2 separate regions of the Homo sapiens genome follow, and region 2 is linked to region 1. The links are chromatin contacts, found by Hi-C or POLR2A ChIA-PET in ENCODE. All regions are on one chromosome and are shown on one strand. The core of a region is the stretch at or near the end of the contact, and the rest is flanking DNA. Distances in the headings are between cores, read along the strand shown. Region 1 has its middle 49 kb from the start of AADACL2-AS1. Region 2 overlaps MBNL1 (muscleblind like splicing regulator 1).

Region 1 (6,761 bases), core at 2,720-5,219:
ATGTTTTCTCTCCAAGCAGAAGATACAATAAATGGAAGATTTCAAATTTATTTTCTTCCTCTAGCCCTTATTTTTTTAATTTAATCATGTCAGGACTATAAAATGTCCCTTTGGGATGCAGTAAAATTTGGTATTGGGATGGATGAGGATGGGGCAATTTGCCCATGAGGAAATTGAAAACATCTTTATGTTGTTTTTCTCCCTAAAGAGATGAGAAAGGCAAATGTTATTTTTTTCTTATTTAATGAAAACGTTGGTGTTCTGGGAGTGATCCTAGGAAAAACATTGACAATGTTAGCTTGGTGACTAGCATTTAACAAGAACCTGCTGAGCATCAAAGACTTTGCCTTGTTAGAGAAGAGTAATAGAGTGGTGAAAAAGGGAAGTACACAGGGTTGGGAAAGTCTAATGTATTTATTTGAATGCTGCTAAATTAATTCATAGCTCAAAATACAGTGAGTGGTTTAAGACTAGATTATTTAAAATTGAAAAAAGTAGAGACAGGAAGATATAGTTAAAATAATTAGAAAATGTAACCTAAAAACACCATTTTCAATAGTAACAAAATTTAAAGTACACAGGTATAGTCAAACAAGAGATATACAAGAATAAGTCATAGAAAAGTATAAAAATATAAAGCTTTAATGAAAGGCCTTAAAGAAACCTAAATAACTGGCCAGATATACTATGGTCTAGCACAAAAAACACAATATTATAAAGATGGTAATTTTTAAAAATTGATCTGGACCTCTCCCTTGGCTTGCGGATTGCAGAGGCTACCTTCTTGTTGTGTCTTTACATGATCTGTGTCTAATATTTTCTCCCTATAAAGACATCAGTCATATTGGATTAGGGCCCACCCTAAAGACCTTATTTTAACTTAACCACTTTTTAAAATTCAATTAAAAATTCCATCAAGGTTATCTTAAAAACTTGACAATATAATTCTAAAATTTAAATGAAGATGAGAGGGCTTATAATTGCCCTCTTGTCTTCCATTTAAATTGCCAAAATGCTGTTAGAGAAGAAAAATGAAAAAGGGAGACTTGTTTTACAAGATAAAAATACTTACAATGTAGCTATAGCAATTAAGAATACAGTATAGATGCAGGGATAGAGAAATCAATCAATAGAACTTAGAAATAATCCAAGCATATATGGAACTTTGATATGTAACAGAGATGACATAGTAGATTATTGAAAAAGGAAGGACTATTAAAAAAGAGAGCTGAGGCCAGGCATGGTGGTCATGCCTATAATTTCAGCACTTTGGGAGGCCGAGGCAGGTGAATCACTTAGGTCAGGAGTTTTGAGACCAGTTTGGTCAACATGGTGAAACCTTCTCTCTACCAAAAAAAAAAAAAAAAAAAAAAATGTAGCCAGACGTTGTGGCCCACGCCTGTAGTGTCCCAGCTACTCCAGAGGCTGAGGCAGGAGAATCACTTGAACCCAGGAGGTGGAGGTTGTAGTGAGCTGAGATCTCGTGCCACTGCACTCCACCCGGGGCAACACACTGAGACGTGGTCTCAACAAAAAAACACAATAAAAAAAATAGAGCTGAAAATACTTGATAAGCCATATGGAGGCGGAAAAATGGCTTCAGTTCATGGTATGTCACATAACCAAAATCAACTCCACGTGTATTAAGGTCAAAAGCAAAATTAAAGATTTTGGAAGAAATTCTAGTATAAAATATTTCTAATCTTGGATGGAGCAGACTTTTGAAAACAAGATACAAACAGCGATAACCAGGAAAGAAAATGACTTGGTAAATTATATTACATTAATATAAAGCATAGTTCATCAAAAGATGCCTTTTAGAAAGTAAAAAAAAAAAAGGTAAAACTAGAAGAAGATATTCATAACATATATAAAGATCCAAAGAAGATTAACATGAAGAACATGTATATCCAATATGTGATTGGAAAAAATTGTCTTACATTGATTGCTAAGAGATGGAGAGAGTGGTGATCAATACAATCTCTTCTACAATGTTGGTGGCAGTACACATTGGTACAACTTCTTTGGAAGACAACTTGTATTGTCTATAAAGTTCAACATTTGTGTACCCTATGACTCAGCCATTCTACTTACAGTTTAACTGTAGGTACTTGGATACCTGTACAAAAATATTGATAGCAGTACTCTCTGTACTCTCTCTGCCACAGGAAAACAACTGATCTGGAAACACCCCAAATTGCTCTCCATGAGAAAATGAATACATGAAGTGCAGTATATTCACACAGTAGAATATTATACAGCAGTGAACAATTAATGAACTACAACTAAATTCGACAGGTAGGGATCTTAGCACACAATATTTGAATTTAAAAAAGCATTTCCGGGAAACTAAAAACAGTATACACAAAAACCACGCCGGGAGCGGAGGCTCAGGCCTGTGATCCCAGCACTTTGGGAGGCCGAGGTGGGCAGATCAGGAGGTCAGGAGATCGAGACTATCCTGGCTAACACAGTGAAACCCCGTCTCTACTAAAAATACAAAAAATTAGCCGGGCGTGGTGGCGGGTGCCTGTAGTCCCAGCTACTCGGGAGGCTGAGGCAGGAGAATGGCATGAACCCAGGAGGTGGAGCTTGCAATAAGCCAAAATCGCACCACTGCACTCCAGCCTGGGGGACAGAGTGATACTCCGTCTCCAAAAAATAAAAATAAAAATAAAAAAACACAATATATTCTTTAGATATAGATATATATGATATATAGCTAGAGCAAGACATAAATAATATAGAAATAAATAAAACAAGAAAATGAAAACCACAAAATTCTCAAGAAAGTCGTTAGTTTTGACAGAAGAATGAGTGGATAAGCATGGATCTAGGTTAGCACAGGATGAATATAAGTTGCTAGTAATATTGTAGTTCTTAGGTTGACTGTTATAAATGTTATTTTTCCTAATAAATTCATAGTCTGGGCTGGGCGCGGTGGCTCACACCTGTAATCCCCGCACTTTGGGAAGCCGAGGCAGGCAGATCACCTGAGGTCAGGAGTTCGAGACCAGCCTGACTAACATGGTGAAACCCTGTCTCTACTGAAAATACATAAATTACCCAGGTGTGATGGCAGGTGCCTGTAATCCCAACTACTCCAGAGGCTGAGGCATGAGAATTGCCTGTACCTAGGAGGCAGAGGTTGCAGTGAGCCGAGATCGTGCCACTGCACTCCAGCCAGGGCAACAGAGTGAGACTCCAAATCAAAAAAAAAAAAAAAAAGTCTGTCAGTGGACCATTTATGTACTGTTAATGATTTGCTCAATTTTGTACACCTTATTTCCACAAGGAAAATTTAAAGATATGATTACATTTTTACATTGTGATGTCCTCACTCCACAGAAGCTGCTATTAGAATGGAAGTTAGCTGACTTTTAAGCTACTCTGCTTCCCAGGGTTTAGAAAGACTTTCTGTTCTGGTTCTACCATATGGAAAACCAGGAGGTCTTTGGGAACCTCCAATGCAACTCTGGCATCACGAACCTTCCTTGATATGTGTGGAAATAGAGAGTTCCAAATGCACAGCAAGACTTTTCTGTGTGTCAATTGGAAATATTTTGAATGTCGCTAAAGTTCTTTCTCTTTAGAAAACCTTATTTTTGGAGCAATCATTCTGCATTGGAGCCTGTAAATCATTAAATCTAATTTTTTTCATTTTTCTAATGACAAAGGTCAAACTCACAGAAGTTGGATTGCCTCCAGCAATGATTGTGTCACTGAAATGAAAATCGATGGAAATAGGTCAATTCCTATCTTTGGCCATACTGAAATCTGTGACTTTCCTTAATTAGTTTAGGACTTAAGTCATCTGAAACAGCAGCAGGAGCTGTAAAGTAAACTAAATTGTGGTTTTCATGAGTCATTGATGCTCATCACAACTGGTTGCCTTTCAAACCCTAGTGGCATCTTTGGCCTCATTGGAATGCATTAAAATGTTCCTTTTTCTGACAGTGTTCTTGCTTGCTTTCCTGTACACTCACTTTCCACTGGGCATATTCCAGCCTCTATTGGTTAGTGTTTTAATAGCTACCTTCCTCAGCCAGGAAGCAGCTTAAGCTACAATTCATTCATACTGGTAAAAATAGATCTTTTCTGAGAACTACAATGTCCAAGTCACTTGAGAAAAACATCTGAATAGCAGAAGGATGTAGATAAAACATAACAACTAAAGAAGAAAAACAAAGAATTTTATTTGATTGGGAGATGATTGGCAGTCTAACTTGCAGTGTTTCTGTTAACCCTAAAATGGAAGCAAAAGGCCAATTTTGATTTCATTTTAATGTTATGATCTTTATGGTGTTCTGCTCAAACCTTAGGAATATCATTAAAAAACAAAAAAATGAAAAACTCCCCCTAAAACGTCTAGCATTGTGGAGTCTAGATGAAACGTGTATGGCTTGAGAACATAAAGTTTGATGAAAGAGAAGGCCATTTTGCATTCATTCATTTACTCATTTACCCATTCATTGATTACCAGGTATCTTCTTTTTTTTTTTGAGATGGAGTCTTGCTCTGTCGCCCATGCTGGAGTGCAGTGGCTTGATCTCTGCTCACTGCAAGCTCCGCCTCCCCGGTTCACGCCATTCTCCTGCCTCAGCCTCACAAGTAGCTGGGACTACAGGTGCCCACCACCACGCCCGGCTAATTTTTTGTATTTTTAGTAGAGACGGGGTTTCATCATGTTAGCCAGGATAGTCTCGATCTCCTGACCTCATGATCCGCCTGCCTTGGCCTCCCAAAGTGCTGGGATTACAGGCGTGAGCCATCACGCCCGGCCGTACCTTCTTTTTATAAGGCACTGGATATTGATCGAAACCAATTTAAAGCATAGCCTCTTGCTTCAAAGAGTTTATATCTAATAGGATTTATTCCTCTATAATAAAGATAAACCAATATTTTAATCTGTCACTAAACCACAGAAACATATCTTTCAACATATAATTGAACTTGAATATTAAACTCATGAGAAAACACATTTGGGCATTTCTTTTCCTTTAGAACATTTACCTTGTGCTTAAAAGTTATGTTTATAAATCAAACCATTTAGGGTTCACCATGATTTTTATGTGATAAAAGATATGAAAAACAGTACAAAACCAAGCACCAACAAAAACAAGAAAACCTCAAAAGGAGACAAATACCTATAGAAAAATCATTAATTTATTGAATACATATTTATTTAGTGTTCCGTGTTCAATATACTACATTTACTGCCACATGGAGGTATAAACATGATAAGCAAAAAAATCTTCACCTTCCCAGTTTATAATTCTATTGAAAGATAAGAGAAATAAACATGCAGACATAAAACCCAAAAGTTACTCGGTTGGTTGTAATGTATCCTAAAACTCAAATAAATATTAGGCTCTCCAATATCTTTCTCAAACAACTTTGTAATTTTTTTCCTTTTATGGTGCATAACACAATTTGTGCTTATTTATTGACTGGCATAGCTTTTTAAAATGTCAATGAACTCTGTTAGGCTATAAGTTCCATGAAGATAGAAATAATCTCTATCTTGCTGCCTGAGTTTTCTAAGTATGTAGCACATGGAAGCACTCCATAAATATTTTTAATGAGTGACAAAATAAATGAATGGTGGAAGGATAATAACCATACCTTTATTTCAAGAAACACTATATAATAATAAAAAATAATGACAAGTATGATCATGTTGAAAATGCTCAGATAACATTTAGGGGAAAAGATCAAACAGTGATGCAAAAGTATACCCAGAAAAGATCTCCAAGTAAAAATAGATCTTTAAAAAGAGAAAATATATAAAATATTTTCTTTGGTAAAATATGAGCTAAATCATTTGCTCACATTATTTTCTACATTTTCCAAATTTCTAAAATGATAAAATTTTCCATTTAAGGTAACGAATTACAAAAGGATACATTAAATGAAGTTGACAATAGGTCCATTACAGAGTTTGGGGGACGTTCTAATGAGATTGTAAAAGATTAAAGGAGATTATGGCTAAAGAGATTATGATCAGTGTGTTAATTCTGTCCTCTAGGGAAAATGCACGAGATTAGTCATGACTCCAGATGGTGCCAGGACCTTCTGTATCAGGAGTTACAACTGTTAAAAAAACATAGTTTAGGGTTGCACTTAGGACATGTTATTTGGTAAATTCTAACTCATCACAAAAATTAGACTTAATTCATAGGCCAAGTTATTTTGATTTAAATTTAATAGTCAAGTTTAAATTTTTCATTTAACACATAATAAAGTCATTCTAAATAGTAGTAAAAGATAATTCATATAATGTAATTATCATTCTTATACCTAGTGTCCTTGTTTTTCTGAGAGATACTAGGAGTCTTGTTTGGTCATAAAATTTCTATAAGCCAAAGAATAATACTGTCAGAGGCGTTCAAACTAGAGCGACCCCATTTTGAGTGAGGGCTAGGAAAATGAGGCTGAGACTTGCTGGGCTGCATTCCCAGAAAGTTAGGCATTCCTAGACTCTGGATGTTTATGGTTAAGGGAACAGATTAATAATGTTTACTAAAACAGACCCAGACTTGGGAGTGTCCAGATATCCCGATATCTGCATAACAAAGGCATTCCCAATATTGCTTTAAAGAAAATAATACCGTTTCTTGCAAAATACAGTATTTAATGAAATTAATCCTTTATCACAAACCCTTGTAGCAGAACACATCTCCCCATATATGCAATCATTGTACCTAGGGTGGATGCGTTCTTCCTCTTACTTTCAGGTACATCCCACTCTGTCTATGGAG
Region 2 (6,761 bases), core at 1,115-3,614, 350 kb before region 1:
GAGGCATATAATGTTAAGTTGCCAAAAGTTATACAACTAATAAGTAGCAAAGATGAAATCTGGACCCAGAGAATGCAGCTCCTGAAATTGTGGTTTTATGCCCACTCTCTACTGACACTTGAAAACTGATGAAGTGTTAGAACTCTTCAAAAACAAGAGTAGGAAATGTCGTGTTTGGCCAGAACCCTGGTGGCAGGAGCATCTGATATCCCTGTCTTTTTCCAAAAACCTAACTGTGTACAAATATGCACACAAACTTATCTTATATGTGTCCATTTCTCTTAATGATATTTACCAGCTTAAGAAATTAACAAACATTTTATGTGATTCTCAGATTTTTCAAATCAAGGACAAATTCAGTTTTCACATTATTTTTCAAGTGTATCTTATCTTCGGAGGCATTAACAGGGCAGTAACATTATTACCATCACTGTATCTGTCATTCTGTTTTGGGGGATTACCATTGTTGCCAATAAAACTTACATTTCATTCCCATCCTTGGCAAATTAATTTAGTTACATGCAGGGTCCAAACAATAATTATGAGTTTAGAGAGAGCTTCAGAAAGCCAGCGATCATCTGTAAGGTGTGGGCTGAAACCAACATTGGAGGAAGGTACGGCCTTGATTATTCAGCAACTGAAATGACTTCCTTTAATTAGCTCTTGAGGACCCAAAGTGGGCCATCTGGGTTAATTTCAGTCAGCTCAAATCAAGCACTCAGGTCCCCAAATGTTAAGACTGAGAAGCCAGAAGAATACTGAAACCAAGCTATTTCTTTAGTTTGGCAGCAAGTCTAACTCTCTGGACTAATTTTGGCTATCTTCAGCTTTTTTTAAACTCTAACCTAATATAAACTAGTGTGTGCGCATGCGCGCGCGCACACACACACACACACACACACACACACACACACACACACACACACAAAACCATGAAAACTTCAAAGAGAAAATACTCTTATGGTGAAGGCACCTCCCCTCTGTCAGAATTTAGCCATAAGCTGTAAGAAATACAGCCATTTGGTGGCATTTACTAAAAAGAACTTATTTAGGTGCCCATGTGGCATAGCTTGAGGTGGTGTGTCATTTACAGTTTATTTACCTTCAATTATTTTTATAATCAAAAGTTATCATAGAAGGAAGATGACAACTCTGTACCTAATTGCTAGACAACTACATTTTTTTGCAGAATTTCTTGGGTAGTCATGTTATATATTGCACCCACATAAGCTTGATTTACTCTTTGGCTAACAACAGATTTAAATTTGTTTCAGTCTCCAACTTTAACACTGAATTTAAGCAAAAATTATTCAAAAATTCTAGAAAGCACATTTTGACATCTTATGAGTGAGGAAAACAAAGTAACTCCACAGGCTTTTACATAAGATAGATCATAACAAATGATTTTTCTGACCTTGGCATTACCACGTGATAGACTAGGAGGAATCATGACTCTTTTATCCAGTCATCTAAATAAACATAGATAGATACAGACATACAGATTCCAACTGCTCAACTTAACCATTATAGCTATAGTTTTTATTTCTCACTGATGTCAATGGCAATGCAATCAGCTGCATTAAAGTTTCTGATCATTTTAACAAACTTCATTTTTAAAGAGGTATCAAGGCCGGGAGCGGTGGCTCACACCTGTAATCCCAGCACTTTGGGAGGCTGAGGCGGGTGGATCACTTGAGGTCAAGAGTTCAAGACCAGCCTGGCCAACATAATGAAACCCTGTCTCTACTAAAAATACAAAAATTAGCTGGGTGTGGTAGTGGGGAGGCTGTAATCCCAGCTACTTGGGAGGCTGAGACTGAAGAATCGCTTGAACTCAGGAGGCAGAGGTTGCTGAGATCATGCCACTGCACTCCAGTCTGGGCAACAGAGCAAAAACTCCATCTCAATCAATCAATCAATCAATCAATAACATTTGAAGTAATACATGTAAATGAGTAAGGTAACAGCTTCTTATTCATCAACCCTTACTGGGTCCGCTTCCTTTTATTTAATTCCTTGGACATGGCTTTACCGAGAAATAAATGAATTAATAAGCATAAACTCTAGGCCATACTTAGGTCAAAATAAGTGAAGTTACAGTGAGCTCCTCAGATTCTTCTAGAAAGTAAACAACCCATCAATCTTTAATACTAAGTCATCTGAATATGAACTAGCATCCTAAAAGTGAAAAGCTCTAATGGTACATTACAAATTCCTGAGTCATTTTGTCCTCACAACTTTATGCTTTAAATAAAACTGGCTAAAGAAAATCTACAAGTGACTCAGTATGACTTAGTGTTTCCAAACCAGGAAAAGGAAGGACTTTCAGTGTTTGAGATAAGGTTTTTTTCTGTAGTTTGGAAAATAAACATTTCCTATTCAGTTATGCCCAGGGGCAGGGTGTGTGTGTGTATGTGTGTATGTGTGTGTGTGTAGGGGAAGGAGTGTCTGTGTGAGTATGAAAAGAGAAGAAGAGCAGGAACGAGGGAGTAAGACAGGGAAGGAGAGAGGGAGAAGGGAGAGAAAGAGAGGGAAAAGGAGAAAAAGAGATTTTTTTAATCAGTATTTGGTGTTCACGTAAAATGGTTACTTTCTGCAAAAGTTACCTCAGCAAATTATGTGTAAGCAAGCCATGGAAGCACTGCAATTTGTAATAAAATCAATGGGAATGGCTTACCTGACTGTATATAGTAGATAATCCTTATCTATGGGGAATACATTCCAAGACCCCCAGAGGATGCCTGAAACCATGGACAGTAACAACCCCTAAATATACTATTATTTTTCCTATACATACCTACAATAAAGTTTAATTTATAAATTAGGCACAGTAAGTGATTAACAACAATAACTATAATAAAACAGAACAATTATACTGTAATAAAAGTTATGTGAATATGGTCTCTCTCTTGGTTTCTCTGTCTCAAAATATCTTATCGTGTTGTACCATGGGTAACTGAAACTGCAGAAAGTGAAATTGCAGATAAGGGGGGATTACTGTATTGCATTCTGTACTGCATTTCCATGAATTCAGTGACACACAGTGATGTATTCCATGTCGTTATAGCAAATAATAATCTTAGGTGTCTAAATTAGACTGAATTTTTTATTTCAATAGGCATAAGCCATTTTCTGCACCTAAATGAAAGTAGCATTTTTTTTCCTGATATAAAAATGGGCAGATTTTTGTCCTGGTGTCATGCTAATATAACCCCAGAGGTGGCAAGCATAGTGGCTCAAGCCAGTAATCCCAGGACTTTGGGAGGCTGAGACAGGAGGATCACTTGAAGCCAGGAGTTTGAGATAACCCCAGAATTATCTACTTTATTTAAAGTACATTTTAGCTGGGCAGTGGTGTGCATCTGTAGTCCCAGATACTTGGGAAAGTAAGGCAGAAGGATCGCTTGAACCCAGAAGTTTGAGACCAGGCAGGACAACACAGATTCAGTCTCTAAATAAATAAAATACCTAAGAACACTCAGAGTGGCTGAAAATGTGTTCAGCAAAATCTGTTCCACTAATGTCCCTAATAACGTCAGTAGAGACTAGGGATTAATGAGACTACCAATAAACACACATACACACACATGAACATACACACAATGTTTACTATCTTGTTTTCTGTTATAAGGATTGCTAAATATTTTTGTATGATATAGACAGTTACAATTTATATTTTTTAGAGAATTCATAGAAATAATCCTTAAAATATTTAGAGATTGGTACTCCTTTGACAGATAAATAAATGCAAAAGTGAAAATTATTTCAAACCAATAGCACATATATCCCATGATATCCACAATGGTTTTATTTTATCCATCACTTGAAAGTAAAAGAACTTTGACCGGTTTTGAAAGAAATTATATATATATTTCTTATATATATTATATATTATATATGACATATATATTATATATATATATAATATATAAGATATATATATATAAGATAAAATATATATGTATATTTCTTGAGACAGGGTCTTGTTTCATTGCCCAGGCTGGAGTGCAATGGCTGATCATGGCTCACTGCATCCTTGACTTCCCAAGCTCATGCAATCCTCCCACCTCAGCCTCCTGAGTAGCTGTGACTACAGGTGCTCACCACCATGCCTGGCTAATTTTTTTTCTTTTCTTTTCCTTTTCTTTTCTTTTTGGTAGAGACAGAGTCTCACTATGTTCCTTGGGGTTGTTGCAAATTTCTGGGGTCAAGAAATCTCCTGCCTTGGCCTCAGAAATGTATTTTCTTGATTTGCATTTGACATTGCTGTCTGACCGAAACCAATTCAGCTCCACAAAGGAGTAAATATAAGTCTTTTTATTTTAACAGGCATTTTATAATCCCTAACAAAAATTTTTCTCCATTTTTTTCTTATTGTTAACATAAAATTTAAATTTTGATATTAAATGCTACCAGTATTATTCCTTTTTCAAAGCCCAGTTTAGCTCCCAAATAAGCTCACATCTGTCTTTTAGCCCTAGCACTTCCAGTTCCACATTCCTGTTTAAAGTACTTCATCCCCCTGCCCCTACCTACTTTTTTCCTTCCAGAAGTGACTAATCTTCCTGTTATTCTACTCTGTCAGTTTTTCCCCTAGTATTCTTTTCATGTTGCATAATGTTTACTTTTCACTAGCTCCTTCTATAATTTTACTACCGTCTCCCTTGGTACTAGCCTTCCGTTTTCAACAGATTAAAATAGCCAATATTTATGTATTAGCAAACTTTTTTGTCAAGTTTCGTGCTGTTCAGATTAAGCTATTTCCTCAAGTCAAAAATACAACTAATCTTTTGATAGAGTAAATATTGTTTTTAAAAAAATCCATATGTTGACCTTCAAAGTTAAATTCAGTGTAAGTTTTAGAATTAACAGATATCACAATTAAAGGGCTAAGATTTCAAATTTCCTGATAAGGTACTCCAGCAAAGCAAACAGAATATCACTCCTTTTAAAGATCTCCTTCTTCCTAGTACTTCTCCGTAATGTCATAAAGCATGTTAGCAAAGTCTTATAAATACAATGTAAACTTTTTCCATTCTTCTAAATTTTAGTTATAAAATACATTTTAATTATATGTCAACAATTTGCCTCAACCCTAATCTCAAATATCTAGAACAGCTATATCACATTATCTAAACATGAGTAAAAGCTGAGTTTCTGCTTTAGAGAAAACATCTCAGAAGATGTTTAGAATTACAGTAATTACTTAAATAATTACCTATATTCTAAAATTCACACCATAGTATCACATACCTAATAAAATAACAACATAACATAACCCTAGATTAACAGTGCATCTTTTGGCAGATTCAATATTATATCATATTTTTTGTGTCAGTCACAGGATCCTTTGGAGAAAATAATGTGTTACTAGTCTTACTTACATTTTCTATCAATATAAAACGTTCACAAGCCTTTAGAAACTGTACATTTTCTAAAATCCAAAATTACCCTTAATAAATCTTGGCAAAACACACACTATAGGAGATAAAGACATCCCTAAAATTTCACTCTAATTTACTGAAAATAGAAGTCAAATTAAATTCAAATGTTGGCTTACATTAAAATAGCACAGGATCTTATAATTTACTTTTAATCTTGGAGGAATTCTCATTATTCTCTCATCAATTCTTCTTCAAAAAAATAAATTAATAAAAACTTCCTTGTTTGTCACATACAGTGTCCTAAACAGAAACATCTGATTTTTCTTTGGGTCAGCAAGAACAACTTAACTTCCAAATTCCTTTATGGCCACTATTTTAGACACTAAGACCAAGAACTCCAAAGAAAGCTATAAAAAAAAATGCTACTATATGACTATATAGTAGCATATATATATATAGAAAAAAATATAGTATATGATACCAAATATTATAGTTTACAAAACCACATTCATATACAACAGGTTCAATTTTTTAAATCACATCACGAGTGGAAAAGAAACCCAAACTATATATTCTAGGAAAAAAGCAGCCGGTCACAGTGGCTTAAGCCTATAATCCCAGCACTTTGGGAGGCCAAGGCAGACAGATCACTTGAGGCCAGGAGTTTGAGACCAGCCTGGCCAACATGGGTGAAACCCCATCTCTACCAAAAATACAAAAATTAGCTGGGTATGGTGGCCCATGCCTGTTATCTCACCTACTTAGGAGGCTGAGGCAGGAGAATCACTTAAACCTAGGAGGCGGCGGTTGCAGTGAGCCAAGATCATGCCACTGCACTCAGCCTGAGTGACAGAGTGAGAGTCTGTCTCAAATAAAAAAAAAGAAAGAAAGAAAAGAAAAAAGCAGGGCTCATATCTACATCCTCAGGGACTAGCACAGAGCTTGATAAAAAAAGACAGATGCCCAATAAATATCTTCTGAGTAAATAAATTCAACCATACAGAGGCACATTAATGATAAACAAAAAGGAAGGAAAGAAAACTTTTTTGATAATATTACCATAGGAACAATGTTATCAAAACATATTAATCAAAAAAAATTAGGAGAAGCAATTCAAATAATTTATCAGCCGAGCGCAGTGGCTCACGCCTGTAATCCCAGCACTTCGGGAGGCCAAGGCAGGCAGATCATTTGAGGTCAGGAGTTCAAGACCAGCCTGGTCAATATGATGAAACCCCATCTCTACTAAAAATACACACAAAAAAATTAGCTGGGCATGGTGGTGCATGCCTGTAATTCCAGCTACTCGGGAGGCTAAGCCAGGAGAATCACTTGAACCCAGGAGGCAGACGTTGCAGTGAGCCAAGATTGCACCAC

The links. A loop is a pair of places that touch in the nucleus more often than their neighbours do. ChIA-PET counts read pairs that join two places held with the same protein, here RNA polymerase II (POLR2A). Pooled maps may share reads with other maps.
Region 2: a loop to region 1 is called in a map of endothelial cell of umbilical vein, with 6 times the contacts of the local background. The contact joins two enhancer-like sites. A Hi-C loop is called at or near these places in 1 of 168 maps with a recorded cell type or tissue (endothelial cell of umbilical vein) and 2 of 50 pooled maps. POLR2A ChIA-PET finds 5 or more read pairs at or near these places in 1 of 52 experiments (PC-3).

The regions. Positions count from the first base shown.
Region 1 is chr3:151,973,544-151,980,304 of GRCh38, reverse strand. No RefSeq gene overlaps it. Among named protein-coding and RNA genes, the nearest start is that of AADACL2-AS1, 49 kb to the right of the region's middle. Within about 2 kb of position 3,969, at least 6 of the 41 ENCODE cell types and tissues checked have a DNase peak (open chromatin) inside an H3K27ac peak, as active enhancers do; they include PC-3 and endothelial cell of umbilical vein, where a contact is called at or near this core.
Region 2 is chr3:152,326,859-152,333,619 of GRCh38, reverse strand. The region is part of intron 2 of MBNL1 (muscleblind like splicing regulator 1); the gene reads right to left. Among named protein-coding and RNA genes, the nearest start is that of MBNL1-AS1, 61 kb to the right of the region's middle. Within about 2 kb of position 2,364, at least 14 of the 41 ENCODE cell types and tissues checked have a DNase peak (open chromatin) inside an H3K27ac peak, as active enhancers do; they include PC-3 and endothelial cell of umbilical vein, where a contact is called at or near this core.